Regions from separate parts of the Homo sapiens genome. Here regions 1, 3 and 4 are each linked to region 2. A link is a loop called in an ENCODE intact Hi-C map of the cell type or tissue named here. Cell type or tissue: IMR-90. All regions are shown on one strand. Each heading gives the region's core, and the rest is flanking DNA. Links, peaks and the distances in the headings are about the cores only.

Region 1 (7,820 bases), core at 1,973-5,972, 200 kb before region 2:
AATTTACATTAGAAATGGGAAAGGAAGGAGTGAACTAGATTGTATAGCTTTTATTAACAAAGGATATGAGTTATCTGTGAAGAAAACAGTGATGGAAGTTGCATTTTCAGTATGAACTGAAGGTTGTGATTAAGCAACTCTTTATTATCTATCTTCCTGGAAATAAAATCCAAGAGCAGTACTATCAGGATCCTCTTTTTAAGAGGATTTTCCAGAAGATTTTCTCTGGAAAGAATGCTACACGTAGAAAAAAAAACACTAAGCATAAATCCAAAATATAAATCACCAAAAAAGAGAAGAAAAATTAAACTTTGTGACATTTGCTCTGGTTTTAACAGGCAAATTATTCTGCCTAATCTTTAAAAATAGTCTTTCAAATTATTTTAATGGTCTTTTTTTTTTGAAAAAAGTTATCTTAAAGGCAACAACAAACTCCTTTCTTGAGGAAAGGAAATGAAATTATAAGAATTTAATAAGTTTGCCAGAAAAGTATAAGTTATCTTAATGTGGGACAAAATACCTGAGTTTAGAGTATTTAATATTTTTATATTCCGTTTCCATCCTTACCTCTATTTCTCTTTCAGGATTCAGATCATGATCCCACAGAATTATTTTTCTGTCTTTCCCTCCTCCAGTTAATAACATCCCATTTCTCATCTGACAAAGTGTGAACACACTGCCATCATGAGCTTTGATTTGTTTGCTGATTTGATATACACCTAATATGAGGGAAAAATAAAAACACTAGTGATAATACTTTTCTTCAGATTTTAGTGTCTATTTGGAAGAAAACTTCAGTAGAACTAGAGTTAATAATCAGAAAGTTCATATGACTCAATCAAAAACCTATTTTCAGCAAGTCTTTTGTGCAAAGCAGGTAGTAAAGTTTAGGGTATAATACAATCTTTTGCATTTCTGTCAATATTTATTTACTCTGAAAATATTTCAAAATATTTTCCTACAAAAAACCAAAGCAAAAGTAGTGATAATTCCACAGACGAAAGGGGATATAGTATAGGTTTCAGAACTTTACTATCTCTCATAATCATCTTGTATGGTAGCTAGGGTAGGTGTCACTCTTCTGATATGAGAGCTCAAGACACAAGAGGTACAGGAGCAGCTTAGGGGATACCACATAGTTAGCTAATAACAAAGCTGTGACTAGGCTCAAGTCTCCCACCTTGATGTTCCTTTAACTTTGCAAAAACATCTTTGGTTGACCTTCTGAGGTAACAGTCACAACGTTTAACGTTTTACAACCATTGTTAACCCAGAGGCCTTCTGCTGTGCCAAGGATTACTCCCCTTTATTTGCTGAGATATGGGGGCACTACAGAAGTTATTGGGACAAAGGTAGGCAATGGATACCTGCAGTGATGGCTTTTGACCTACTAGCAGAGAATAATTTCAGTATTTTAAAAATTGATTCAGCTGTACCAATGTGATGGCTAAATAACAGCCCAGTTTTCTTGTATACCCATAGCACACTTTGTTAAGTACCCAGGGAGAGACCAAGGGGGTACATAAAAGGTCTTTTAGGCAAACACATGTGGTTTTTTAAATTATATTTTGCCCCCTTTTAAGGGTGAGAATAAGATGATAGTACTCATACCTTTTTCTTTGGTATTCATAAATGCCTTACTCAGAGAAGCTCTTTAGCTAGATAGGCTAGCAGAGCAAGAGTAAAGCTTTTTGGAAGATGATGTCCTACAGAATTAGTTACCAGGTTCAAAATGGGAAGGTAGAACCTTATTGAAATATGGCCAAAGTAAGTCAATAAACAGCCCTTAGTCCTCTTGAAAAAATTCAGGTTTAACAACTATTCATTTTCTAAAACTGTTCCTCAACTGATGAATAGATTTTAAAAACACAGTATGTCTATACAATGTGATATTACTCAGCCATAAAAAGGAATGAGGTATTGACACATGCTACCACCACATGGATGAATCTTAAAAACATAATGCTAAGTGAAGGCTGGGCACTGTGGCTCACACCTGTAATCCCAGCACTTTGGGAGGCCGAGGTGGGTGGATCACCTGAGGTCAGATGTTTGAAACCAACCTGGCCAACATGGCAAAACCCTCTCTACTAAAAACACAAAATTAGCCGGGCATGATGGCACATGCCTGTAATCCCAGCTACTTGGGAGGCTGAGGCAGGAGAATCGCTTGAACCTGGGAGGCGGAGGTTCAGTGAGCCGAAATCGCACCACTGCACTCCAGCCTGGGCAACAAGAGTGAAACTCCATCTCAAAAAACAAACAAACAAAACAAAACAAAAAAAACTAAGTGAAAGAAGCAAGTCATAAAAGACCACACATTGTATGACTCCATTTATATGAAATGTCATCAACAAGTAAATCTATAGAGACCTAAAGGAAATTGGTGGTTACCTAGGGGCTGAGGGGAGGGAGAAATAGAAAGTGACTACTAATGGGTACAGGCTTTCTTTTTGGGGTGATGAAAATGTCCTTAGGTCAGATAGTGGTGATGGCTGCACAACCTTGTAAATATACTAAAAACCACTGAACTTAAAGGCATACTTCAACAGGGTAGATTTCATGGTATGTGAATTATATATCGAAGTTGTTACTGAGATTGTTCTTTTTTACTCATCTATTTGAGCTGCTATTATACTTAACAAATTGACTAAAATTTCTAAGGCTTTGGTATCCTAAAAAAAATTATGTCTCAGTTTGAGTATGCTAGTGGTACAAATACTTAACAGATGGGTATATATGGCAGGGAGACAGGAAAGGGCTTGCTTGATTTGGAGGAGAACTTGCCCAATTCAGCAGAGCTGGAAGTAGAACTCCAACAAACTTGCTGTTCAGGTCAACTGTCTCCACTTACATCAATATTTATCATCTAAAAATACCTTAAAAATTGAACAACACAACTGTGTTCACTGGCATAGGTAGATAAGTATCTATCTCTGTTCTGATGTTACCACGAGAGGGAGGACACCTGAGAGATGAGAATTTTCTGAGAGTACTACTGGCTTTATTTGGATAATAAAAATAGAGAAAAGCAAATTCTAGGCTTATTTCCCTGTGCATGGTCAAACTAACAAGAGTAGCCTGAAGGTATCATGTAAGAAAACACAAAAAGCAAAGGTGTGGGAGTTTCATAGTTCTCTATCAGAATGTAAGAAAATAAAGCTTTTCTATGCTTAAGTCTGCTTTCCGTATTTCTAAACATGACAAAAACCTTGTTAAACACTTAAAATCCTCCCAGAATGATGGAAAACTGGAAAAAAAAATGAAGAAAAAAATGCTTCATCAGAAATAAAAATACTCTATATAGTGATCAAGTCAGTGAGTCCTTCTCACTCCAGGAAAGTTATTTCCTGAGGTGGACCTAGTATCGACTTAGCTTAAAAAATTTAGTGTTTCTAATTTAAACAAATTATCAAAGTTTCCTTTATATAGTATTTACCTGTAAAACAAATTTATAGCCAAAGATGTCTTTCTTATGGGCCTGTATTTCTGATATTTCAGTTGCCAAATAATGTTTGAAATCCCTGCCAAGGAAAATAATTATCCTTGAATTAAAAAAACCTACTCTGCCTTCAGGCTTACTCATATGGTCAAGTCCATCCAAACTTAATCACAAACCTCACCCTTTCTTCTCATCTCTAACAGACACAAAGCTTCCATAAAAAGCAAGTTTACACTGCCTGCCAAATAAAGATGTTTGGAAGGCTTTCTGTGCCTGTTTAAAGAATAAAATATTAGGGAGACTTTGAAATTTATGTTGTATTCTTAGCAACTGGGCCCATTTGATTATTCGGAGAACACATAAAATGGCAGTGTTTCTTAGCTCCTTTGCAAGACTTAAGAATGGTGAACATTTTAATGGTTCTGTAGATACTCTCAACTTCCACTTACCCACTTAAAAGATTACAAATTATTTTGCATAAGAACAATTTCAATCTATTTCATATGTGTAGGAAATAAATAACAAATACCTCATACCTACTTAAGAAACAGAAAACACTAATTACTTTGAAGATTCACATTAATTCATGTTTAAGGAAGAAATGGTTTGGAAACAAGAAAAAAATATATAAAAGCACTTTTAAGACATAAAATACAGTTTTGGTTTGTCTCCTATTACAAAAGTAAAAGGATTAGTTGTGAAATTATACTTCTGCCATCCAAAAAATCTCCTTTTATCAGACAGGATGTCACAGTACACTCAAATTTTGGTTGGTAAGACTGCCACAGGTGCAGAAATGTCATAGTTGGGAATATGTAAATTGGATCTACTGAAATCTGGGGGCCAGAATTAAAAAATGGAAACTGTGGACACTTACTCTGGTCTGGACTTCCATTTATTTCACTGCGCTCACCAAATTCTTCCCAGCCAATTGAAAACCTCAAATTCTTAGCAACTTTGCCCATAATAGGGTTAGTCATGTGGCAAAGTACAACACAGGCCATTTCATGTGCCCAGCAATTTACAAGATTGGATTTCCTGTTTCCTGTTTGTGCATATGTAGAGAGGTTGAGCCACAAATTTTTCAAAGACCAAAATAAAAACCTCTGAACCTCTTCTTCCTGTCCCCAACCTGAACACAAATATTAAGGCTAACAAAAGGGTATATTTATACGCAAATTCTGCTCAGTGTTGGAGATTCGTGAACAATTTAAAAGTCACTGTTTTAATAGACTATGCTGTTCCTGGCATTTCTGATACTAAGTAAATGTGCCCAGGAAAGAAAAATAAGAAAAAAAGAAAAGAGAAATAAATGGGAAAAGTAGTTGATAATATATTGTTGTTGTAACTCTATTTTTTAAGAACCCTCAACCCACTGCCATTCTTCTCGTGTGTAAATTTTGAACCTAAACTGAACGAAAGAGGCTAAGAATATATGGCCAATGATTGAGATAGGAGTCAATGGTAATACAATTTAAGGCTTCTTGTTTTAAACTTCTTAATAGGTCTAATTCAACTGCCAAGCTTAGACATTCAGGTGAATGGATTTGAAAAACATTTAATTAAAACATTAATTTCGTACAGATAGTGCCTAACTTATGTTGGTTCAATTTATTATTTTTTGACATTATGATAGATTTATCGGGATATAATGCCATCCAGAAGTCAAGGAGCATCTGAATATCTGTCCTAAAAAATACAGTATGAAACTCTGTGCAGTCATAAGAAAACAGTAATGCGAAATTTAAATTCCACATTTCGGTGAAAACAGTGCTTTCATCAATACTACTCAACTTTTACTCCTACATTGACACCCAAAGTTAAGATGAAAGTTATTTCCTTAATGTTTGACAAATAGTTTTCAAACAGCTAATAGCAAATGCCAGACACTGTGCTAGCCCAGGGAAAGCTTATTGGGGAAGGCAGATATGTAAATCGGGTCTTTCTGAGCACACGAACAGGGATTCCCTTATTCATAAATCACTTAGGGTGATTTTCATGGTCTGATGCAAGGACTCCAGAGAGAGAGAGAGAGAGAGAAGTATAAGGTGTTGTTCCAGTGTGTTTAGGGGAGGTGAATGAACAAGAGAAAGGACATGTTGCCCTGCCAATCCCCAGGGGAAATGTCTCAGAAAACTCAGGGTGATTTCCCCATTACCTCCTTTCTTACTTTTTTTTTGGTGAATTATTGAGGACTGGCTGACCTAGCTAGTTCTATTTCTACTGTTACCACCTGTTGCTGCTAAGAATCTCTCTCTTCTCCTGGCCCACTGGTTTTAGAACCAGGTCTCCAATTTTTCTCTTAGAACCTCCTACTCTGAAGGAAGTACATGGTACTCTGGACATTTTTTTCAAAGTTTGATTATTCTTAAATAGTAACGAAAAATGGGGTTTAAAAAAGGTTATTTTCCATGTCCTTCCTCTAATTTTTTCATTTACCGTAGAAAAGGGCAAAGAGGACCTGTATATTTGGGTGCAAATAAAACTTAAGAATAAATCTGTGTTTTTTAGGAAAACTGATTTGAGGTAAAGCTGAATGGATGCCAAGGACCCCTACACTAAGGTTGGGAAGAAGGGCTGCAGTGAGGAAAAGAAAAAGGAGAAGTGGATTGAACTATGAGTTTATTCCTTTTCTCTCCACTCTTCCATTTTATCACATGGCCATGCATTCTGCTCTAACAGATATCCCAGAACCAGCTCAGGGGAAAGTGAGCCTTTATACTTTTTAAACTAACATATATCCATATCATTTCTTTCTAATTATTAACTTCCTAAAGGGAATGGTTCAGTATAGTCAAATGTGGGTTATATAAGCTTAATAAATAACTGGATAAATAATTTCATTAAAAAAAGATTATGAAGAATGCTGAAAACAAAAGGTATGTTGGTGACTTGCTCATATTGTTACACTGCAGCTCTTTCTCTCCTGGTCTAAGAGATGGGACTGAAAGAGTACTATGTGAGAATTACCAGAAATGAGTTTAATATAAGAATACTGTACCTTTAGGTCCTTTCCCAGGTGTGGGCTCTACAGTAGTTTTGCTCCATATAAGCATGACTCCACCTGAGTCTCCAGTAAGAACATCTCCATTCCCCAAGAATGCTAAACACTGCACAAATTTTGGCTTTTCATATTTCTACAAGGAAACAATAAAAATTTTCAGTTTTCTTTTTGCCATGACAACTTGATGCTTATTAAACAATTAAAAAAATTAAAGTCTTATACACCTAATGACATTAAAACAATCTGATTCTTACCCCAAAAATTCCCTGTTTTCTTGTTAGTGAATTGCCGCTCCAGGTCCAGAAGAAAATATGAGATTTACCGCATGTAATTATGGTATTTGCATCTGTTGGGTGAAACTCCACAGCCAAAACAACTTCATTTGTTGTCTATGAAAAGGGAAATAAAGCTTTAGATGAATGTATATCCTTATCTCCTTCAAGTATCAATTCAATTACTGCTACTTACAATTAACGATAGGGCAAGATTTTGAGAAAATGCCTCTTCTTCTAAGACAATTTTCCTGAAAAATTTTGATAATGTATTTTTTGGGATGATTTAAATTTGATGTCCTTGTATTATCGTATCACCTTTTATGCTATTTATAAAAACGCTGCATTAGAAAGACACTTATATGAATACCTTTAACTTCTTGCACATGCCAGAAAAGTACACTTAAAACTGTCGAATTTAAGAGCAATGTACATTCTTTCTTAAAGACACTGCTATTTGTATTGAAAGAAAGAAAAGAAAGTCTTATCTTTCTTTGTACTATTATTATGGAGCATTCATTCACGCAACAATTTTTTTTTTTTTTAAGACACAGTCTTGCTCTGTCACCCAGGCTAGAGTGCAAATGGAGTGATCTTGGCTCACGGCAACCTCTGCCTCCGGAGTTCAAGTGGTTCTCCTGCCTTAGCCTCCCCAGTAGCTGGGACCACAGGCGCCCACCACCATGCCCAGCTAAGTTTTGTATTTTCAATAGAGACATGGTTTCACCATGTTGGCTAGGCTGGGCTCGAACTCCTGACCTCAAGTCATCCGCCCACCTCAGCCTCCCAAAGGGCTGGGATTACAGGCATGAGCCATTGCGCCCAGCCTCAACAAAATGTTTAGAGATTAGGACTAATTTAGAGATATGTCCTTCAGGCTGAACCCTTAAAAAGTAGATTTAGAATGGTCACTACTGATTCCTACAGAAATTAAAACAAAAACATTCCCAGAGGGCTTTTATGCTCTTTTCCCTCAAAAAATCTAGCAAAGACAGGCATTAAGTTTAAAAGATTTATGGTGGACTAGGAAGAATACAAGCATGAGACTCAAGAAGAAATTACTAGTTTTTTCATTAAAATGATTTCAATTGAGGATATCATT
Region 2 (7,820 bases), core at 2,258-6,257:
GGCGTTACCATCTGCCCTGCACCCCTAAACCCTTCCCGCTGCAGACTGCTGTACTGACACCCTCCTGCCCTTCTCTGGTTTCCAGCTCCAATGGCGTCTATTCTCTATGAATTATTCCTTGATCCCCGCAACTTCTACTCCTTCCATCTGCTTCCACGGCCACGTGATCGCACTTTTCACACTGGATCATGAATATTTGCTTGTGAACTTATCTCCCCAGCTTGACAATAGCTCTATAAGGGCAGAGATTGGCTAAATCTTTTATTAACTTTGTGGACCTACTGTCTTAGGCCAGTTTCCCGTTGCTATAAGGAAATACCCGAGACTAAGCAATTTATAAAGAAGAGAGGTTTAATTGGCTCATGTTTCTGCAGGCTTTACAGGAAGCATGGTGCTGTCATCTGCTCAGCTTCTGGTGAAGCCTCAGGGAGCTTTCAATCATGGTGGAGGGCAAAGGAGGAAGCTGTCATCTCACATGGCCAGAGGAGGAGCAAGAGAGAGCATGGGGGGAGAGGTGCCACATACTTTTAAATGACCAGATCTCGTGAGAACTCACTATGGTGAGGAGAGCACCAAGCCATGCAGGACCCACCCCCATGACCAAGACACCTTCCCACCTCCAACAATGGGGATTACGATTCATTATGAGATTTAGAGGGGATACACATCCAAACCTGCTGTCTAGAATTGTGCTTGCCTTACAGTAAATGCACCACCTGTTTGTTGAATGAATGAGAGAAAGAGGAAGGAATTGGGTGGGGACAGTATAAATGAAAGCAGAGACCAGAGGAAACACAGGCCAGATGTGAAACTTGCTAGAAAGCTCTCATCTTTGCTTCCTGCATACACAGAGAACTTGCTACCCAGACCCTGCCCTGCCCTTTCTTACCTGCCATTCCGAGGTGGGCCCAGTCCAGAGGGTCTAGCACCACCGCTTCCCCAAGACCACTCTGAACTGCACACCTTGATACTAACTTCAATGCCAACCCCCACTCTCTCTCTCTTACCCTGGCTTGAGGCTCTGAGTTTGGCTTAGTTGCTTTGCACCTGTTTCTGTAGCCCACCATCCCCCCACCTCTGCTCCCCATGCTGGTGTACCTCATTTCTCAGCTTAGGGCTCCACAAGGTGGATGGATCCATGATCTCTACATGAAGTGGTGTTGTCCAGCCATTTCAAATAAAACCAGGGCTTGGGAGGTATGCCCTGGCCCAAGGCTGGGGGCAAGCATGGTGGTGGCTTTGTCTGCCTGCCTCCAGGGTAGGATGGCTTCAAGCTCGGAAGCAGAACAGAGATGGAGTTTCCCAACTTAGCCCACATCACCTGAGCCCGAGTGGCCTGCTGAAGTTTCCACCACTTCAGGGACTTCCAAGTAGCCTGATCTAGGCCTGGGGAGGGGCTCCCTTCAGAGCAAGTCCTCTGCCAGGCCCTGGGAGGAAATAGGAGACCCGAGCCAGGTCTGTCCTGATGCACTTGCCCCTCCTCAGACCGGCCTGATGGGCGTCTGTGGGACTCAGGAGCGTCAGGGAATGAGATGTCACTTCCAACATTGCCTCTGGACACTCCTCCACAAGGAGCAGGCCTAGGAGGCCCTGGCAGACCTTTCACACAGACACAGGCAGACAGAAACGCAGCCAACTCACAGTGACAGCATTGGTTCCGGGAATTTTGAAAGTCAAAACCCCAATATTTTTTCACAAGAAAAAGGAACAGATTTTGGCATCTTTGCTTCAGAAACAGGAACTGACCAAGACAGTGACCTCTGATCATCACTTCCTCATTGCACTGCTCAGAAGCGGGTGGGCTCCCTCAGCCCTTTGACTTTCCCCTCAGGGTTCTGGGGGCAGAAGCCCCAGGGCTTTAAGGAACAGCAGAGGAAAGAAGAGAAGGGGAAGGAAAGGCATGGCAGAGGAGAGGGAAGGGAAGGAGAGAGATTTTCTAGGTGGTCAGTCCTTGAGGATTGAGGAGGCCAGGAGCCTGGTGGGGGTGGGGGGAGTTAGGGCCAGGAGGTACTTGGCACCTGGTAGGTCTCAGTGTGGCCTTATTTTTATCTTGTCATGGAAAGAGCATCAGTGTGTGGACCCTTTGAAGCTCACGGTTCATTGCTCCTGTGTCTTGTAGCATTGAAGTACAGCTGTCCACATTCACAGCAGACTTAGCTGTAGCACCTCTGAAAGTTGTTTTTGTTTTTTGTTTTTTGAGATGGAGTCTCATTCTGTCACCCAGGCTGGAGTGAAGTGGCGCGATCTCAGCTCCCTGTAACCTCTGCCTCCCAGGTTCATGCGATTCTCCTGCCTCAGCCTCCTGAGTGGCTGGGATTACAGGTGCCCACCACTATGCCTGGCTAATTTTTTTTTATTTTCAGTAAAGATAGGGTTTCACTATGTTGGCCAGGCTGGTCTCAAACTCCTGACCTCAGGTGGTCCGCTGGCTTTGGACTCCCAAAGTGCTGGGATTACAGGCGTGAGCCACTGCGCCTGGCTGCTCTGCATGTTTTGAGCATCTACTCCATGTCAGATGGGTTGCTGGATGCTGGGTGAATAAGAAACAGATTTTTCCCTTGCAGTGCTTAGCGTCTAATAGAAGGATCTGGTATTTGAATAATAAACATTAAAATAATGAAGCTGAGGATGACAATTGCCAAGAGAGGAGGGAGAGGCTACACTGGGTTGGGGTGGAGCATGAAAGGCATGAGGAAGGAGGTGGCATTTGAAGTGGGCCTTGAAAGGCGGTGGTCATTTGTCAGGTGGAGATGGGAAAGGAGGACCTTCCAGGGAAAAGGAGCCGCCTCAGCAAAGGTGCAGGGGAGAGAAAGTGTGAGTATATCTGGGGAGCTGAGAGTGTGGGGTGCAGGTGGGTACAGAGGAATAATGGGAGAAGTGGCTGGAGCAGGAGGTGAGGTCCACTTTGCAGAGAGCCCTGAGTGCCAGACTGAGGTATGTGGATTTCCTCAGAGGTTCATGGGGAAGCCTTGACCGGCAGTGGCATCATATATCCGTCACCAAGTGCTGCTGGAAGCGCGGAGAAAGGACCGAGGCAATGGGGAGGACTGAGCAGCCAGAACCAGCCATGATGACAACTCAGCCTTTTAGCATGTTTGGCATTGCCAGCCCTCATAGTGCGCAGCGACCTGAAATTGGTCCCATTTACTAGATCTTTGTTCGTTCAAGGTTTTTCCTACAAAACTAAGTTTCAGTTCCCCTGTGAAGTGAGCAAAGAGAATATTGATGGTGCTATCTATGTTCTTGTGTGAAATGACCAGAGCAGGAGTCACTGTGGGCAATCAGAGGCCTTCTTTCTCCTGGACAGGCTATGGAAGGGTGCCAGGGTGGGGAGGGGTTAGGAAGCAGTCAGGGTGGGGAAGGGTTAGGGAGGAGGAGCCAGGGTGGGAAAGGGTTAGGGAGGAGGTGCCAGGGCCAGATGTGCACTGGGCAGAGACCTCTGGATCAAAAGGTCCTTAAGAAGATCAATTGGACCCTCCTCTGGCTCCATGGCTCTGTCCTTAACAGAGCACTTCTCATACGGGGTGCGATGGAACTTCCTCAGCAGTAGGCAGAGAGGGTTGTATTGGTTGTTATTTATTTATTTGAGACAGGGTCTCACTCTGTTGCCCAGGCTGGGGTGCAGTGGCACGCTCATGGCTCACTGCAGCCTCTACCTCCCACGCTCAAGTGATCCCCCCACCTCAGCCTCCCTAGTAGCTGGGACTACAGGCGTGTGCCACCACACCCAGCTAATTTTTAAATTTTTTATAGAGATGGGATTTTGCCATTTGCCCAGGCCGGCCTTGAACTCCTAAGCTCAAGTGATCCTCCTTCCTTGGCCTCCCAAAGTGCTGGGATTACAGGTGTGAGCCACTGTGCCCAGCTCTGTTATTATTATTTTCTTAATAAGCTTTATTTCTCTTCGTAGATTGTAAACTCCTACAGGGCAGAGGTGGTGTTTCCCATAGGTCCTAGTACTCACTAGGCACTAAATAAAAGTGAGCTGAAGGAAAGGATCAGGGTTAGATGCCCCATTATGAGGAGGAGAAGCCTTAGGGGTGATAGCAAACAATACGTTTTATTGTTTTATCATACATCCCCCTGCTGACCCCTCTGTGACTTCTATGAGTGTGACCATGAATCCAACAGACCCTTTGTGGGGGTCTTTGCTGATGGGTCAGCCTCTCTGAACTTCTCTCCTTCCCCCATTTCTTCCATGGGGCATGTTAGCATTTCATCAACTCATTCTATACATATTTATTATCTTCAATTTGTTAGAGATGGTGCTGGGTATGGGAATACAATGGTAAAATTTTCCTTGCTAGTTATGATTTTGGGCGCCACCTGCTGGGCATATGTAGGCACATACACACAAAGTTTTGTGTAAATGTACACATTAAGATGCCAACTAAAACATACAAAGGGAGACACAGCTGTGTACACAGAGTAAAACATATACTTGTTCACAAACAGGCACACATATGTGAAAACATAGAAACACAAATGTAGAAATGTAGGCTCCAGCATAGTACCTCCACCTTAGTAGGAGTCCAGTAAATACTTGCTAGTCTGTAAAAGAAGATGCAGTTCTTTGGATCTACTTCTTCCAGGCTTATTTTTCACCACCCTTTCTAGCCAATTAGACAAGAATGCTGTGTTGTCACTTGCCCCCTTCCTACATTCCTCCCCCCCATTCTATTAATTCTTTTTATTTTTATTTAGTTATTTATTTTGAGACAGGGTCTCACTCTGTCGCCCAGACTGGAGTGCAGTGGTGCGATCAAGGCTCACTGCAATCTCTGCCTCCCAGGCTCAAGTAATCCTCCCATCTCAGCCTCTTGAGTAGCTGGGACCACAGGTGCATGCCAGCATGCCTGGCTAATTTTTTTTTCGTAGACATGGAGTTTCACCATGTTGCCCAGGCTGGTCTCAAACTCCTGGACTCAAGCCATCTGCCTGTCTCGGGCTCCTAAAATGCTGGGATTACAGGCATGAGCCACTGCACCTGGCCTATTAATTCTTTAAGACCTAGCTCAGGCTGGGCGCGGTAGCTCACACCTGTAATCCCAGCACTTTGGGAGGCCGAGGCGGGTGGATCATCTGAGGTCAGGAGCTCAAGATCGGCCTGACCAACATGGTGAAACCCTGTCTCCACTAAAAATACAAAAATTAGCTGGGCCTGGTGGCGGGGACCTGTAATCCCAGCTACTCTGGAGGCTGAAGCAGGAGAAAATCACTTGAACCTGGGAGGCGGAGGTTGCAGTGAGCTGAGATTACGCCATTGCACTCCAGTCTGGACAACAGAGCAAGACTCCTTCTCAAAAACAAAATAAAACAAAACAAAAGAAGACCTAGCTCAGATGCCACCTTCTGCAGGTGCAAGCCTGTAGCAACTCAGATGAACCTTCTACCAGCTAAGGGAATGACTTTCTCTTCTGAACTTTCATAACTTTATGATATTTGTCATTTTACTAACTTGCATTTTGGCTCTTTGGGGATGCGTGTTTTCTCCTTTTCTGGTCTGTAATCTCCTTGAGGGTAGAATTTGTGGTTGACCGATGTTAGTGTTCCCCCATAGTGCCTGGCATGCTGCCTTGTACAAAGGGAGGGGCTCAATAAATATTTGCTAAATAAATGACACAGTTATGGACACAGAGGAACATGAATTTACAGAAATGCACATCTACTTATATACATTTCTCTATCTTTGCAAAAGTTATACACATTTACAAGAAAGCACAGAAAAACATCTCTAGGCCTATAGCTGTGAGTAGACACATCCCTTCAGCTAAGCCCTTTTTAATTTCTGCTGTCTTCATTTCAATTCAGATCTTCATCCTATTTACTTCATCAATTGCCTCTTAATGTGCTTGGTTTGCTAGTTCTTCTCTTTCCACTTTTTCTATTGTCCCCTGGGCTGTACCCTCCTAAAACACCTCTTTGAGGATGTTATTCATCAGCTCAGAATTCTAGCAGTTTTTGCTTCCCTGCATGATAGTGTCTAGAAAAAGCTAAATCTTTTCTTGTCTGCTCTCCCTTTAGGAAAGGGAGTCATAGTTACAACCAGTGAAAATGGTGGATGTGGTCTCTAGAAACATGTGCCAATGCCTGTTAAAAGAAACTTGTATATCTTCCAATCTGATGAGGTGGCTGGTGCCACCTGTTCTCCTTCCTTACTGCCATGAATTTGTTTACAGAGGAGCTGCAGCAGCCATTTTGCAACCATCAGGGAATAACCAAGATGCTGCTCTTGACCTTGAGCAACTGAACAAATGATACTACTTCTAGATTCCTTGTTTATGTAAGAAAAATAAACCTTTGTTTAAGCCACTGCAAGTTGTTTTCTATGACTTGCATCTGGATGTAATCCCAACTCGTGATACTTAAATATCCCACTTCTCCTGATACCCGCAGGACAAAGCCTAATTTCCTCAATCTGATATTGTAGAGTATTTGTGATCTGGCTCCGCTCTACTCATCCAATCATGTTTCCTAGTATTCTTCTTATAGCCACACCCTAGTCCAAGCCTCCATTTTCACCTGTTGTCTAGACAAGTTGATTAACTTCCCAGCTCATCTCTTTGCTTCCACCACAGAACTCCTCCAATCCATCCTTCTCACAGCAGCCAAGAGAGATCCTTTTAAAACATGGTATCTCTTCTGTGCTTAAATCCCTTCAATGGCTTTTTTTTTTTTTCGAGATGGAGTTTCGCTTTTGTTGCCCAGGCTGGAGTGCAATGGCGCGATCTCAGCTAACTGCAACCTCTGCCTCCTGAGTTGAAGTGATTCTCCTGCCTTAGCCTCCCAAGTAGCTGGGATTACAGGCATGCACCACCACACCTGGCTAATTTTGTATTTTTAGTAGAGATAGGGTTTCACTATGTTTGGTCAGGCTGGTCTTGAACTCCTGACCTTGGGTGATCCACCTGCCTCAGGCTCCCAGAGTGCTGGGATTACAGGCATAAGCCACCTGCACCTGGCCTCAATGGCTTTTTATTACACTTTAACTCAAATCTGAACTCCTCAATAAAACTCAGACTCCTACGAGGCTCTGGCAGCCTCAAGATCCGTGGTCTTCAACCCTTGCTGCATATTAGAATCACCTAGGACTATTTCAAAGATTATCAGAGGTTGAGTTTCACACCTAAACATTCTGATTTAATTGCTCTCGGATGGACCTGGGGCACTGATATTTTTGATATATTCCTTGGTAGATTCTAAAGTACAGCCAGGATTGAGGTCCCTGATTTAGACCTTGCCTATTAACTCCATGCTTACCTAGCACCCACATGGTCACTATGCTTTAATCATATTGATTTCTTAATTCCTCAAAATGTGCCAAACTCTTTGCTGCTTCTGAACCTTTGTAGATGTGATTCCTTCTGCCTGGGAGGCTCTTGCCTTTGCTTGCCATAGGTCTGCTTGTTCTTATCTCTAAGACTCAGTTTAAGTGTCTCCTGTCCAGAGAAGCCTCCTCTAACTACTTAATCTAAAATTGTCCCCCATGTCATTCTCTGTTGCAATTTCCTAATTTCTTTCTTGATACTTGCTGCCACTTAAAAATGATATGTTTGTCTTTTAAAATCTTTATCTCATACTAGATTGTTGTCTGCAGAAGAGCAGTTTATAATCTATGTTTTGTAGGGTACCCCTCTTACAATCAGAGCCTCACACATAGTAGGTATGTCAAGAATTGTGAAGGAGTCTGAAATTTACTGTATTTGTAAGTTAACAAGTTAGCTTGCTACCATTTCACGGATGCTGGCAGAAGACAAAAGACTTCTAGGTCAGAGACAAAGGGCTTTATTATTCACAGCATCAGCAGCGGCCGGAGTACA
Region 3 (7,820 bases), core at 2,297-6,296, 100 kb before region 2:
ATTCACTTAATTTCTTAGGGTCATCCTTAGGAGAATACAGCAGGCAGCCCATGGAGAACAGGGGAAGTGGAAAAGACTTGGAATAAACTGCATTCTAAGTGGGCCCTCATTTCCTGCCTCATTTCCCCTACTGTCCCCTGCAAAGCGCTGGAAATTTCAGTCCTTTGCTTTACATTCTTTCTCCCACCAAAGATTCAATAGAAGGCATGCCAAGACTATGAGTGTCTGCAAAAACTCTTTAAAAATGCCAAAAAAGATATAAAACATTCCTCTAGATATGAATTTAGAATTGTTATGATATTTAGAGTCAAACTGCTGAACTTGAGGATTACTGTCTCTACAAAGAAAGTCTGTAAGTCTGAATTAGTGCCAGAATTTCTGAAACCATCTTTTCAACTGGAGAAAGGGAGTTCAAGCCAAAAAGAGAGCTTTTGATCTCAATGACCAGCAAATAAGAAATCAGCATTTGTTGAATTAAATATGCCTGACAACCACAATACCTAACAACCTCAAATTAACATTTGTCCATAAAAGCATTTATGCCAAATTCAAAAAAGACTGCTCTCTACAGCTTACAGGTCACATGTGGAGCAAAGGCCATAATTTTTGTTGAAATTCTTTCTTTTTCCCCTTGTCTACACAGTGCTGATATTCCTCTTTTTTTGAGGCGTAGTCTTGTTCTGTCGCCCAGGCTGGAGTGCAGTGGCCCAATCTCGGCTCACTGCAAGCTCCGCCTCCCGGGTTCACACCATTCTCCTGCCTCAGCCTCCCGAGTAGCTGGGACTACAGGTGCCCACCACCATGTCCAGCTAATTTTTTTTTTTTTTTTTTTTTTGTATTTTTAGTAGAGATGGGGTTTCACCATGTTAGCCAGGATGGTCTCAATCTCCTGACTTCGCGATCTGCCCGCCTTGGCCTCCCAAAGTGCTGGGATTACAAGCGTCAGCCACCGCGCCTGGCCGGTATTTCTATTCTAAATCTCAGCAACCTTATTTACCCGGCCACTGTTCATCTCATTAAGGAATGATCCAATGTCAAAATTGTTTTTTAAGACTGGCATAAATGATACCCCATATACTTATCCTTTAAAGCAAATGGTCTCTTTCCATGATTCCACAATAACCCATAGATGACTTTCACTTCCCTGATACATTTACCATCTGACTAGTAACTTATGGCCTCGGATTTCTGTGACGCTTCGGTTCCTTCTCTTGCTTACCCGCTCACTCTCCCAAAAGGTTACCCTCTTTTCCAACCTTTTTCACTACTGCCATTTGCAATGCTTCTTATTTTCAAATAAACTTCTCTAGATCCTTTACAGAACCTCAGTCTACCTTTTGCCTCTAATTGAAACCAACTTTTCCACACGACACCACTTCCATTCCAGCTGAGTCAAAACGGCAACTATTCTTTCTCTTATACCTCTCAACAGAAAACAGGGAGATAACAGCATTGTCCTGTCTTCTTTCTATTGCAGCACACATATGATTACTCCAAAAGTCTCCTGCAAAACCTTCCTCCTTTACTTATAACTAGGATCTAACAACTAACCTAATTATTCATCATTATCATCAATCAACTTCTCAGTCACTCTCCAAATTACATATAAGTTTTGATCTTACTATCTAATTTACCTTTTCAGCCACCATTAGCCTGGGCAAATTCCAATCCACGTGAACATCCTAGCTGCTCTCCTCCTTAAGGAGTGAAGAGATAGCCACTACCCAATTGAATAATCCACCTCTATAACCACTCGCTTTATTACCCACAACAATTACTCATCTGAAATCTTAAAACTCATTATCTTGGCCCATAACCCCAAGCCCTTATCCTTTGTCTCTTTCACTCCTATTCCCCATCACACTTCACCCTTTAGCTTCATGGAAACTTTTGGTGTTAATGTTCTTCCACTTTCTCCCCACCTATCAACCTTGTCTTGGCTTCAAGGTGTTCCCTCTCCAGCCTAAACCCCCAAGATACATAACTTCAACCACTCTCACTGCAATACTTTCAACTTTTGGCCCCTGGGTCTTCCCAAACCACTCTCCTTTGTCAAGTCCTGCCTCCACCAATACCAGAACATTTTGACTGCCCAGCTTTTCTGTTTCTACACAATGGCTGCTGGGTACTGCAGAGAGAGACACAGGGAAGGAATGAGAATACATACACACAACAGAAACCACCACAAAAACCCATGGTCATCAAACCCATCTTGGTCTCTCTACATTTTCCAAGTGAACTCCAACTCCCATTGCCTCAATAACTATTCCAAATCCTCACAACTCTCTTCCAGCTTTCAATTCCACCACCTCCACCTCATACTTCTCAGAATGTGTCCTCACTTCCTCTTTCAAAGAGAAAATAGCAGACTTCAGGTAGAAATATTCCTCCCCAAATTAGCATCCTTACCACCTTTTCCTTTTAAAATTTTTCTTCTTTTTTTGTAGAGATGGAAGTCTCACTATGTTGCCCATAAGACCAGGCTTGAACTCCTGGTCTCAAGCAATCCTCCCACCTTGGCCTCCCAAAGTGCTGGGATTACAGGTGTTAGCCACCACACCCAGCCCCTCCCAACTCATTAAAACAGGTGCCTCTTGAGTTAAACACCAAGCCTTCCCCCAGTGCTTTAGAGTGTCTCCCCTATTACTTTCTTTAGAGACATTAGGTCAATCATACATGCCCATTCTCTCTCACATCTGATCTATCCACTGGTCATTTTCCCTCAGGATAAATATATATTCACATCTCTACCAACCAAAAAAGAAAAAAAAAATTCAATTTTAAGTCAGACTCCCTCTATCTCCCTTAAGAAGTTCTGGTAGGAGCAAGCTACAGGTGTTTGGACATTCTCTTTTTCCATTACTACCTAACCTGTAGCAAACTGGTCTCTGTAATTCCAGTAAAGTCACTGATAAGCAACCCTATCAACTAGGTACTTGTATTAGTACCACTTTACAAATGGGGCACACAGAAAGATTAAATAACTTGTCCAAGGCTACAAACTAGTAATTGCAGGTGCCAGGATGTACACGTAGGCACTGTGACTCTGGAGCCCAGATTCTTAACCACCACCCTATGCTTCAAATTACAAACATATATATTATGCTTCTAATTCTATTTTATAAATCCTGGCTAAAGGAGTACACAAGGTTTGAGGTGGAGCACATCTGGAGTTATTTCCAAAACTGTAATCTTTGTCAATAGCTAATGACACACTTACTGGCTTAACTGACATTTATTCACTATTTTGCTACACGTTTACTGGTTTCTTCTGAAGTGCCAATAAATGATCATTCTCAAATTTTTGCTTTTTAAGATAAAATATTCACTACCAATATATATTTCACAGATATTTAAAATTACTCATTTGTAGAACAGATTCACAATTTATGTTGAGTTTACACCATTTTGTTTTTTTTTTCTGAAGACTATTGTTTTGGATTTACTGATATTTTCATTTAAAAAAAATCTAGTATTTAAGCAGGTGTCTTAAATATATCTTTGCAAACAGAACTCTTATCACCTCCTGCCAATAGATGACTTGTGATTTTTATTGCCTATATCTATCTTTTTGGGGGGTTCTTTTTCTTTACCAACATCAATTTTTCTATTAACAAGTTTAAAAGATGGGGCGTGGTGGCTCATGCGTGTAAACCCAGTATTTTGGGAGGCTGAGGCAAGCGGATCACTTGAGCCCTCACAGTTGGAGACCAGCCTGGGAATATGGCAAAACCCCATCTCTACAAAACAATACGAAAATTAGCCAGGAGTGGTGGTGCGTGCCTGTGGTGCCAGCCACTCGGGAATCTGAGATGGGGGTATCACCTGATCCTGGGAGGTCAAGGCTGCAGTGATCGCACCACTGCACTTCAGCCTGGGTGACAGAGTGCGACCCTGTCTCAAAAAATAAATAAAGACACAATTTACTTCCTTAAACCAACATTTACTTTGATTCCTAGCATGGCTTTTCATTTCTGCAGGGCTCTTCTACTGTATTTATTCTATGGGCCTACAAAAACACTGAACATAAGTGAAATTTACTTTTTCAAAGTAGGGGGCACTCTTACACTAATCTCCCATTATAAAGAATGAGACTTCCCTTCTCTTTCCCACAGTAGAGGGCAGGGTGGAGGCAGGGTGGTTACTGTATTAGGTATTACAGAAAACTCTCCCAGTCTCTCTTCCACAAACTCAAGCCACAAACTCCTGCATGGGCAGAGGGGGAAGGGAAGTTACTAATTTGGTGGGTTAGATTTAGCTTTCCTTGGACCTTATTTTTAACAAGAAGGAAATTACGTTACTGCATAGAAAACAAGGCCATCTTTCCCTTTCTCACTCCAGCTCTTTGTTTCGCTGATAACTAGATACATAAAGTAAGCCTCTAATCTTCTCGCCAGCTGCCAGATTAAGTGTAGTCAGAGCAGACATGGCAGACGGAACTCTTATCATAGTCTCACAGTCTAGATTTGTTGGTGATTGCAGCTGACTCTCAATTTATCCTTAGATCCATGTTATGGTCTCAAATTCTGCTGTTATCAGACAGTCTAAATTTTAGAAACAGATGCTGTGTCCATTATTTATCTCTTAGAACCTGGAGACAGAAGGGCTAAATGATTGGCACTCCTAACCTCAATATATACCATAAGCAAGCGTCAACAGATGGTGATCATCATTAAGCACATATTAAGTGCTAATACTTTTATATGTCCTTTTAATCTGATCTTGCAAGGTAAATATTTTTATCCAAATTCATTAATAAATGAATGTATTAATTCACTCATTAATGACTGAATGTATTAATTCACTCATTAATGACTGAATGAACGCTAGGGTTCAGAGAAGTATTTGCACAAGCTTCCAAAGCTAGTAAATTTTACAAACAAGGTTCAATCTCAAATCTCTCTGATTCCAAAATTCTCAGTTAATGACCATACTCAATTTGATGAGAATAAAATACTATATCTAAGTCTGGTCAATGTATAGTATAGAAGTATGACCAATATTTAAACAATCATCAAAGATATATTTGTCTGCCATGAAAAAGGAGTAAATGATCCTCCTACAGTTGGTTAATGAAGCACTAGGTTCCACAGGGAATTCAGTTATTGAAAAATAATTAACTTTAATAACACTTGGTACAATAAAGATTGGAGAAAAAAATCTCCAATAACCTGATGCTCCATTTCCATCCAGGCTTCCTGTAGTAAATATGTAGTGTTGCAATAAAGCTCCTTGAAAAATGAGTCATCTTGAACCAAATATAATCAACAAGATAATGATTAACCAAAAGCTGGCACAAATCCTAACAGAGTAATATAATTCAAATTCAGCCTCTTAAAAGATAACTCATGTTTAATGCTGGTATCTCAGAAATGTAAGCCAATGATTGGGTTTATGGAATGGTCTATATATTGGCACAAGCATATGCAAACGTACATTTTAAATTTTTCTATGTCTTGTATTTTTATACTTAGCATTATTTACCCACAAAACCTAACAAACGGATTTCACAGTGTCAGATCTACATTTCCCACTCTATACAAAACTCTGAAAAATTATTTCTAATGTTTACTAAAATCAATTTATTTTTGCTTATTTTAGTATGGCATAAAAACTGAGTATGATACATTAAACATTATAATACTATGAATACCGTATCCTTAAAATGTAATAATGTAATCTCTCTCACACAAAATAAAATTAGTTAATAGTCGTGTAAGGCATATGCTCTAATGTTTTATCTGGTAGCATGATGAAGTTATCATATACCCTCTTACTTGCAATGAAACAAATCTAACAAATGACTAAAACAACTTAGGAGAAATACATTCCATGGCCACAAAACAAGGCCAAGTTAACTGGATCCCGAAGGTATAAACCCATAATTCTGACCTAAAAAAATACAGCTTCTATAATCAATGAACTAGCTAACCATGCAACTACTTTGAAATAACTAATAATTTTATAATATAATACTGATTACCTGATTTGGAAATAAAGCAAAGTCTTTGCCAAACAATGTTGTTTGTTAGCATTTATAAGCATATTTGTAAGAAAAAAATTAACTTTTAACTCTTATCTTACACCATACACAGAAATTAATCTAAGGTAGAACATAGACCTAAAAGCCAAAGCCCTAAGGAACAAATGATAAATCAGACCATCAAGATTAAAGATCCTGGCCAAGCAGTGGCTCACTCCTGTAATCCCAGCACTTTAGGAGCTGAGACAAGTGGATCACTCGAGCCCAGGAGTTCGAGACCAGACTGGGCAACATGGTAAAAATACCGTCTCTACAAAAAATACAAAAATAAGCTAGACATGGTGGTACACATCAGTAGTCCCAGCTACTTGGGAGGCTGAGGTGAGAGGATCGCTTGAGCCCAAGAGGTGGAGGTTGGGCATCACATGAGCTACTGCACTCCAGCCTGGGCAACAGGGCAAGACCTTGTCTAAAAAAAAAAAAGAAATAAAAAAGGTAAATTAAAAAGTCCTACTCAATCAAAAGATATCACTAAAAAAGTAACCAGGCAAGCCACAATGTAGGGGAAAATATTCACAAAATATTTTCTGACAAAAAATTTGTTTCCATAGTACAAGTCAACAATGATATAAATTATCCAGTGCAAAAAAAAAAAAAAGAGAGAGAGAGAAGTGAAAAATACAGATCTGGATTAGGATTCAGGACTAGATACAAAAAAAAGAAAAGAAATATAAAGAAAATAATTGAAAAATATACAAATATACTTTGCCTAATCTTATTTAAAAGGACTTGATTTCCTTAACCAAACACCACAGGATATCCCATTTCAAATAAGCCATTAACATTACACATTAAAAATTTATGATGACTATCTTTTTGTGTATATTTATATAGGCTATAAAAACAATGATTAATAAAATTTAAAATGAGCAAACATGAATTACCCTAAAAATGGTAAAAGGGAAATTCTGCAACTATTTCACAATAAAGTAATGTTAACACAGTTTAAAATAAGACTGCAGGTCAGGCACAGTGTTTCAGGCCTGTAATCCCAGCACTCTGGGAGGCCAAAGGGAGAGGATCACTTGAGCCCAGGAGTTCCAGACAGTACAGGCAACATAGTGAGATCCTGTCTCTACAAAACATAAAGATACTAGCTGGGTATGGTGGTGCATGCCTGTAGTCCCAGCTACCCAGGAGTCTGAAGCAGGAAGACTGCTTGAGCCCAGGAGGTCAAGGCTGCAGTGAGCCATGATTGTGCTGCTGCACAACAGCCTAGGTGACATACCAAGACCCCACTTCATTAAGAAAAGGAAAAAAAAAAAAGAACGCCTATAATGACTCAATAGATAGATGACAAAAGTGAAAACTTAAAAGCAAAATATATCAACAATGTCCCTTTAAGAAATCTCAGCAATGAAAAAGGTCAAAACTTAAAGGAATTTAAATCATTTTAGTTCTCATTATAGCATCAGATTGGGTTTGGCCCTAAGAAATAAAATTGCAACAGCAACTTCTTTGCTAAGAAATTTTCCACTGTCAGTCTAAACAATCACACAGCAGACACCATTCTAAATGCTTTTACTCTTTTTATCGTTCATCTAAAAACCAGCTTCTACTAATTTTTCCTTCAGCAGAATAAACTGCATGCACGTTTTGCAGTACAGACATGTGTCAGTTCTGAGAAATGCATCACAGGCAATTTCATTGTGCAAAATCACAGAATGTACTTACACAAACCTAGATGGTATAGCCTACTACAGACCTAGGCTATACGGTATAACCTATTGCTCCTAGGCTATAAACTTGTACAGAATACTACTGCACTGAATACTGT
Region 4 (7,820 bases), core at 2,455-6,454, 150 kb before region 2:
TACAACACAATTACCTTTACTTGAGACTGATTTTTTCACTGAGGCCACATGATCTTCAGAGATTGCAAGACGCCTCAAAACATCAGCCAAAGCCGCCTTTAGCACAGTGATTTCATCTTCTTGTTGCTGAACTCGTGACTCAAGAGCTGACAGGCGATCTTGAACATCAGAAGTACTTGCAGCAGAAATACTATCATCTATAAAATAAAATAAAATATGGAATATTTTTAAGTAAACTGCTTGAGAAGTAATTTCTGATTAGAAAAACCATCCCACATAAGACTTACAAAAGATGAGAAAAATTCTGGCTAGGTGAAGTGGCTCGTGCCTGTACTTCCAGAACTTTGAGGGGCCAAGAGAGGCAGATCACCTGAGGTCAGGAGTTGGAGACCAGCATGGCCAACATGGTGAAACCCCGTCTCTACTAACACCACAAAAAATTAGCCAGGCATGATGATGCGCTCCTGTAATCCCAGCTATTTGGGAGGCTGAGGCACAAGAATCATGTGAACCCCGGAGGTGGAGGGTGCAGTGAGCTGAGATTGCACCACTGCACTCTAGTCTGGGCAACAGAGCAAGAGTCTGTCTCAAAAAAAAAAAAAAAAAAGAAAGAAAATTTCAAAACAAAAAACTCCATAACATCTCATCATGTTGACACATATTAACTTCTATAAAGACTTTTATAGCTATCTTAATTTAAAATAAGTTAATAAACTTCACAAATCATTAAAATGGTGACAATTGTCCCCACGGTCAAATTTCCCCTATTTTTACAACATCATCTTAATTGGTTTTCTCACGAAAAGGCTCCCTAAATACATCATCTTGTAGACATCAGGAAACTTCCAAGACAGCAAACTATTTAACCTTTCTTAATTACATTATTATCACAGTTCTCTATGAAAACAGAAAAGGCATATAAATCACTTGTTTGGTTTTATGTATCAGATAGGGAGTCTATCACCTTAACCAACAATGATGAGGAAGCATCTTTACTACTTTACTTTTTACTATCATACTCTCCCACACCCCACAGAACTCGGTATTGCTATGTAATTAACAAAAGACCTTTTGCTGCTCCTTCTCTCCACCTAACACCACAACCTCTCTTAAAAAAAGGTTTTTATGAAGTAAATACTTAATATTTGCCTTAGGTATGTAACAGCAACAAGAGAAAGACTATTCAAATAAGGCTTAGCTATACCACAGCAATTACAAAGGACTTGCAAAGTTATGTAACTTTAGACTATACTACTGTATTTGTTGGGTCAATAAGAATCCAAACATATAGAAACATCAATTGCTGGCTGGGCGCGGTGGCTCATGCCTGTAATCCCAGCACTTTGGGAGGCTGAGGAGGGCAGATCATGAGGTCAGGAGATCGAGACCATCCTGGCCAACAAGGTGAAATCCAGTCTCTATTAAAATACAAAAAATTAGCCGGGCTTGGTGGCGTGTGCCTGTAGTCCCAGCTACTTGGGAGGCTGAGGCAGGAGAATTGCTTGAACCCAGGAGGCAAAGGTTGCAGTGAGCCGAGATCACGCCACTGCACTCCAGCCTGGCAACAGAGCAAGACCCCGTCTCAAAAAAAAAAAAAAAACAAAAAACAAAAACAAAAAACAAAAAACAAAAAAAACATTAATTGCTATTGGTTCATTCAGTATAAGCAGGAAAATTCAGGGAAATAACTAACTGTTAAAAACACCGTTGGCTTACACTGAGGGCAAGTTTTAGATTCTAATGTAAGAGCTGTTTGGACCACACTGAGATCATTTAAATGACTGTTTCAGTCATTCAGACAATAAGGCAGAATGTACTGTTTTTTTCTCACACTGAGATAATATGCTATGGAACTTAATTTAATTCAAAGTTTAAAACCACCACCACAACATTTAAAAAACCAAAGCTATCACCATTACATTATGGAACAGTAAACAATATTCATATTTCATATTTAAGATGATATACACCACCAGACCTCCCATGCATACACATGTACTCTCTTCTGTCTTTACTGGTATTTCACTGACAGTCTTATCTTTGAGACGTAGATATTGAAGGAAAAGTTGGGTTTCATCTTTAATCTAGACTTCAAATTCTGGTTCCATATTAACTAGTTACATAATCTTAGGCAAGTTCTTTGAGCATTAATTTCTTCACCTTTAAATAGGATTGTTTTAAGGAGGGTGTGCCTAGGATATGTACAAAGTACAAAAGTTACAATTTGAAAACTTTGAGCACATTTGTTACTTAAAGGCACATGTGTCCAACTCTGAGATGCTTAAGGAATGATAAGAACAATTCAGTCTCTCGCCTTAGAAATTTTTATATTTTAAGTATTTTTCACTTCCACGGTGGTCTAGCTGAATTCTAGCTGATCTATATTCTTTGTAAGTATGTTAGACTATGGTCACTATTCTTTCTACCCAAAATTCTTTCCTATTCTCCTTCTTCTCACAGGAAGAATAGCCACTCTTGTCTTTTGTGAAACTCCACCATATTTCTTGGTCCTAGTAGAGCTGTCAATCTATGATGCTTCACTTTACCCTCTGCGCCCCATACTATGAGACTGAACCATATAAAATGACCTTTTCAGTTGTATAAATATTACTACTAGAAATTTCAGCTGGACAAGGCAGGTCACGACTGTAATCCTAGCACTTAGGGAGGCCAAGGTGGGCGGATCGCTTGATCCCAGGAGTTCGAGACCAGCCTGGGCAACGTAGTGAGAACCCATGTCTACAAAAATGGAAAAAATTAGCTGGGCATGGTGGCACGTGTTTGTAGTCCCAGCTACTCAGAAAAGTGAAATGGGAGGCTCACTTAAACCCAGTCAAAGATGGGTTTAATTCAAGGATTCAGTGAGTTTTAATTACACCACTGCACTTAAACCTGGGTGACAGAGGAAGACCCTATCAGAAAGAAAAGAAAAAAGAAAAGAGAAAAAAAGAAGAGACGAGACGAGACGAGAAGAGAAGAGAAAAGAAAAGGAAAGAAAAGAAAAGAGAAAAAAGGGAAGGAAGGGAGGGAGGAAAGGAGAGAGGGAGGGAGGAAGGAAGTGAGTTAGTTAATATGGCTCAGTCTAATACTACCACAGGAGTAGTAGTCATGAGATACAGGATAGGCCAAATGAAGCCCTCTTGAATTTCCCAGAGGTAGAGTTATAGCCCATCCACCTTGGTTCTCCAGCTACCAGGATGTCACCCTAGGACTGTCAAAAATAAAGGTGGTTCTAACTACCTTGTGTTCCAGTTATACTCTCTGAAGCCTTGGCCCTTCAATTCTGAGAGCTGCTCCAATATTCCTCCCAGCTAATTATGTAACGTAATAAATTCACTTTTTGCAAGCCATTATTTGTAAACCAAAGGCCGCGATTAAGTCAGTAAACTATATGGATATATTTTTCTAAAATGTTCTCAATTCATGAAAGATGAGCTATATCTTTATATTATGACCACAGATAAAATGCTTATATGATTTTTGTAAACATATAACCTGCTTAATTATTCTGGGAAGGCAGCTGAACTACTAGATCATCAGGCTATAATGCCAAGGTTAGGGTGCTAGGTTTTAGTACCAGCTTGGTAACTTACCTTCAGCAAACTTTTACAAACTTTGATTTTTTAAAAAATGACTAAGGTGTTTAAGTTGTGTGAAACTTGGATAGTGACAAGAAAGGTGGTTCAGCTTGTAAAATTCCTACCAAACCCTGATAGACACTGTGAGACACAAGAACAATTTTTCAAAGGGCATAACATATACAAAGTTAACAATTGCCTGCATTTATATTGTGCCTTTCATATTTATTACCTCAGCTTCCCCCCCCCGACACACACACATACACACACAATCTATATTTTACACTGGAGGAAATAGCTCAAACTAAATAACTTGCTCAAGGTCACCAAACTAATCTAGGTATCTCAGACTCAAAGACAAGTCTTTTGACTCTCACCTTATGTGCCTTTTATTTTATTCTATGCTGCATTCTAACAATAATCACATGAGGACCAAACAAATACATCCTTTCACAAAGCCACGCAAGGGGCTTAAACTACTGAGTGATTTAATCCGTTTTTTGTTTCAGGAAGATCATTTTGGTCGCTGTGTGAAAATAGATTGGAACAGGATAAGAGTAAACACAAGAACAGACAGGAGGCTGTTGCAGTAACCCATGTGAAAGGTGATGATGGCCTATGTTAGGGTTAACATGTTCAAGTATCTCAGTTTCTCCAGAACAAGTATGTCTCCTATCTCAGTATAAATATTATCATAATGCCCCCTCTTTCACTCTCAAGTTCCCTGACTTGGATGATCAATTACAGGGTCACTATAGCCAAGGCAACAAGCAATGGCAATGTAACAGAGCATAGTAGTTATCACCAGAGTTCCTCACAGCTCTAATTCCTTCCTGTCTAAAATCCTGGCTCTTAACCCTTTCAGGGGCATGAATTTCTTTGAGAATTCAATAAAAGCTGTGGTAGAATAGTGCATTAACTCTGGTATTACACTGACTAAATACATCTATCTGTTTGCTTTTTTTTTTTCTTTGAGACTCACTCTGTCGACCAGGCTGGAGTGCAGTGGTGCAATCTCACTGCAACCTCCGCCTCATGGGTTCAAGAGATTCTCCTGCCTCAGATTCTATTAGCTGAGGCTCGGAGTAGCTGGGAGATTACAGAGGCGCATGCCACCACACCCAGCTAACTTTTATTTTTTTGTAGATATGGAGTTTTGCCATGTTGGTCAGGCTGGTCTCAAACTCCTGACCTCAAGGGATCTATCTGCCTGCCTTGGCCTCCCAAAGTGCTGGGATTACAGGTGTGAGCCACCACGCCCGGCCATCTGTTTGCTATTTACCAACTCTGTGACTGCTTTCTTCACGTGTAATTTACTCATGTGAACTGGTACTTACATCAGGCTTGGGATGATTAGATGAAATAATGCATGGCATGGCAATACAGGATGCTTTCAGTAAGTTGCTATCCTATAGTGATGTTCTTTATTGCACTGTTTATTATTGCCACAAAATTAGAAATGACCTGAAGTCTAAGGATGAGGTTAAATAAGCTGTAATATGTCCATACCATAGAATATCATGGAATAATTTAAAATAACAGAGTAGGAGCATAAGCTAAAAATTTGAAAAATCTACAAGATGACTTAAGTGGATAAGCAAACTGCAAAACAATATGTACTGAATAATTGATAGACACACACCAAAACACACTTTTAAAAAATTAACACAAAAAACACACATATACACACACACATATGTATATATAATGTACACAGAAAGAAGTTGTGAAGTACACACATCAAACTGGTAACTGGGTTACCTCTGGCTAGGAAGGTAAGATTAGAAAAGAGGAAATAAAAATAAATTTTTGCTTTTTAGTGTATGTATTCCTGTATTATTCGAATTTCACAATAAAAATGTGTATTAATTTATGCCCTTTAAGGTAAAATGCATTGCTTCTGAAGCTTAACTTCTTAAAACAAGTTTCCTCCAGTTACAGTGTTCCAGTGTTATAAGGAACATAGCAAAGGAGAATGCAAATAACTTAAATTTCTATCATAGATTACTAAAACAAGAACAGACACTATCTTGAAGTCCAACAACCCCTCTCATCATTTTATAAATAAGTAAACTAAGACTCTGAGACATCAGGTGAGTTACCCATGGCCACACAGCAAACGAGTCAGAGTTCCTTCCTCTGATGACTATATTATGCATTGCTCTTGTTCTTTCCATTTTGAAAACTTTGCTCTTATTTTTTTTCCCTCCCAATCTCTAAGATGCCCCCATTCTCATTCACAATAAACTAAGGGATATAACTGTTCAGTAAATGAATATATTTTCTGAGGGCTATTAACATTCCCTTTTCTTGATCAAGTAGATTAGATCATTTTCCTTACACCCCACCCCCCGCCGCCTTTATTATAGAGTAGGAGTATAAGCTAAAAATGGTAATCCCCTCCCTTTAAACATTTTTTCTAATTGCCCCCTGGTTTTTAAAAATTGTTGCCCCTTCTCAAAATAGTTTCCAGCTTTGAAGGTTAAAATATGAAATACAAATGAATTCTCAAGCATTTTTGAACTCATTAAGAAAAAAAGTAAAGAATGAAGAGAAAACGGAGATCCAGAAACCTCTCACTATCAGTCTGATCTATTTACCGGCATGAGTCAGTCTCTTTTTAGAAATACAAGGAAATCTACATGTGACTTCGTAAACTTTATAAAGTTTGAAATATTACAGTTTAAAGAATACAATGATAGCTATTCATTATGCTTTTATTACACTGAATCACAGTTAATTTTTTTCTGAACTGTTGAGAAATGTGTCACCTTTGCAAAGGTAAGTATATTGTGTTTCATTATAAATATCCAAAAGTTGGCAATCCAGTATCATATCAGAATAAGACATGCCTACACATTCTAGTACCTTTGGATTTTACCGATTTTATATCTTTCTAAAACAGAATACTTACTGTCTTGTTTTCTTAGTGGGGGCACACCATCATAATGTAACCACTTCTTGGTGACTCAGTCTTCATTTAGAATATTAATTACTACGCTGCAAGCACTGTGGTGAAATGATGCCCTAGAGGCTATTATACTTCTAATTAAATAATTGAGAACCATGGCTCAGGCCTATAATTCAGCACTTTTGAGACGTTGAGGCAGGATGATTGCGTGAGCCGAGGAGTTCAAGACCAGCCTGGGCAACCTAGGGTGACCCTGTCTCTACAAAAAAAATTAGCCAGGGGGTGGCAGCACACACCTATAGTCCCAGTCCTGAGGCAGGAGGATCACTTGAGCCTAAGAGGTCACGGCTGCAGTAAGGCATGACTGTGCCACTGCACTCAAGTCTGCGTGACAGAGCAAGACCCTGTCTTTAAAACAAATAAATAACAATTTTTTAAAAGTTAGCCAGGTGTGGTGGCACATGCTTGTAATTCAGGGGCTGAGGCAGTAGAATTGTCTGAGCCCAGTTCAAGGCTGCAGTGAGCTATAACTGCACCCTTGCACTCCAGCCTGGGCAAAAGAGTAAGACCCTATTGCCAAAAAAATAAAAAATAAAAAAATAAAAACAAAATTACATTTTTAATTTTCTTTTTTGTAGAGATGGGTCTCACAATATTGCCCAAGCTGGTCTTGAATTCCCATCCTCAAGCAATCCTCCCCTCTCAGCCTCCCAAAGTGCTGGAATTACAGGCATGAGCCACTGCACCAGACCACATTTTTGGTTTTCTAATCTTTCTTTCTACTTTTCCCCTTACCTCTTTGCAGTTGGGATTAGCTATGCCTATCCATAGCAATGCTCCCTTTCCAATCTAATTTCCTATATTATGGTACATTGAATAACTAAGCTTTTTGAACTGTTTATATGAGAAGTCTCTAAAATGAGGACCTCTTCTATTTTAAAAACATATTACAGGTTGAGTATCCCTTATCTGAATTGCTTGGTACCAGAAGTGTTTCAGGTCTCAAATTTTTCAGATTTTGGAATATCTGCATATACATAATGAGATATCTTGTGGAGGGGATCCAAGTCTAACTACAAAATTCATTTATGTTCCACTTACATCTTACATACATGTCCCGAAGGTAATTTTATACAGTATTTAAAAAATAATTTTGTGCATGAAATAAAGTGTATACTGAACTATCAGAAAACAAAGGTGTCACTATTTCAGACACCCACATGGACAACTGGTTGTTTTTTGGCATAACCATCATTCCTGACTCTGAACTTATATGCTACCAATAAGTAATCACTTTTTAAAACTTATTCATACTTAAGTACTTAACAGGA

Evidence for each region. Peaks named below come from ENCODE experiments on the same cell type or tissue, not always from the same donor. Only the 100,000 strongest peaks of a DNase experiment are listed, where the experiment ranks them.
Region 1: a loop joins it to region 2, with 2.9 times the contacts of the local background. A loop is called at or near these places in 2 of 110 quality-filtered maps.
Region 3: it touches region 2 in a loop (6-fold over the local background); 71 of 110 quality-filtered maps call a loop at or near these places.
Region 4: a loop joins it to region 2, with 5 times the contacts of the local background. A loop is called at or near these places in 88 of 110 quality-filtered maps.

What each region holds. Positions count from the first base shown.
Region 1 is chr2:42,294,140-42,301,959 of GRCh38, reverse strand. EML4 (EMAP like 4) reads right to left here. Exons shown (of 23, transcript NM_019063.5): 12 at 6,701-6,835; 13 at 6,444-6,579; 14 at 568-719. Among named protein-coding and RNA genes, the nearest start is that of COX7A2L, 63 kb to the left of the region's middle. In IMR-90, for the core only: no CTCF peak of the experiment used is centred there; a DNase peak (open chromatin) is centred at 3,599.
Region 2 is chr2:42,092,611-42,100,430 of GRCh38, reverse strand. It overlaps LOC105374531 (a long non-coding RNA gene), which reads left to right and starts at 2,638. Exons shown (of 2, transcript XR_940001.1): 1 at 2,638-2,814. RefSeq lists a silencer at 690-779 and enhancers at 900-959, 1,150-1,469. In IMR-90, for the core only: a CTCF peak has its summit at 4,327 (motif pointing left); a DNase peak (open chromatin) is centred at 4,320.
Region 3 is chr2:42,193,169-42,200,988 of GRCh38, reverse strand. The region is part of intron 1 of EML4 (EMAP like 4); the gene reads right to left. Among named protein-coding and RNA genes, the nearest start is that of EML4-AS1, 27 kb to the right of the region's middle. RefSeq lists a cis regulatory region at 5,271-5,284 and an enhancer at 5,206-5,350. In IMR-90, for the core only: a CTCF peak has its summit at 4,100 (motif pointing right); a DNase peak (open chromatin) is centred at 5,258; H3K27ac peaks cover 357 bases.
Region 4 is chr2:42,237,882-42,245,701 of GRCh38, reverse strand. It overlaps EML4 (EMAP like 4), which reads right to left. Exons shown (of 23, transcript NM_019063.5): 2 at 15-197. Among named protein-coding and RNA genes, the nearest start is that of EML4-AS1, 72 kb to the right of the region's middle. In IMR-90, for the core only: no CTCF peak of the experiment used is centred there; no DNase peak of the experiment used is centred there.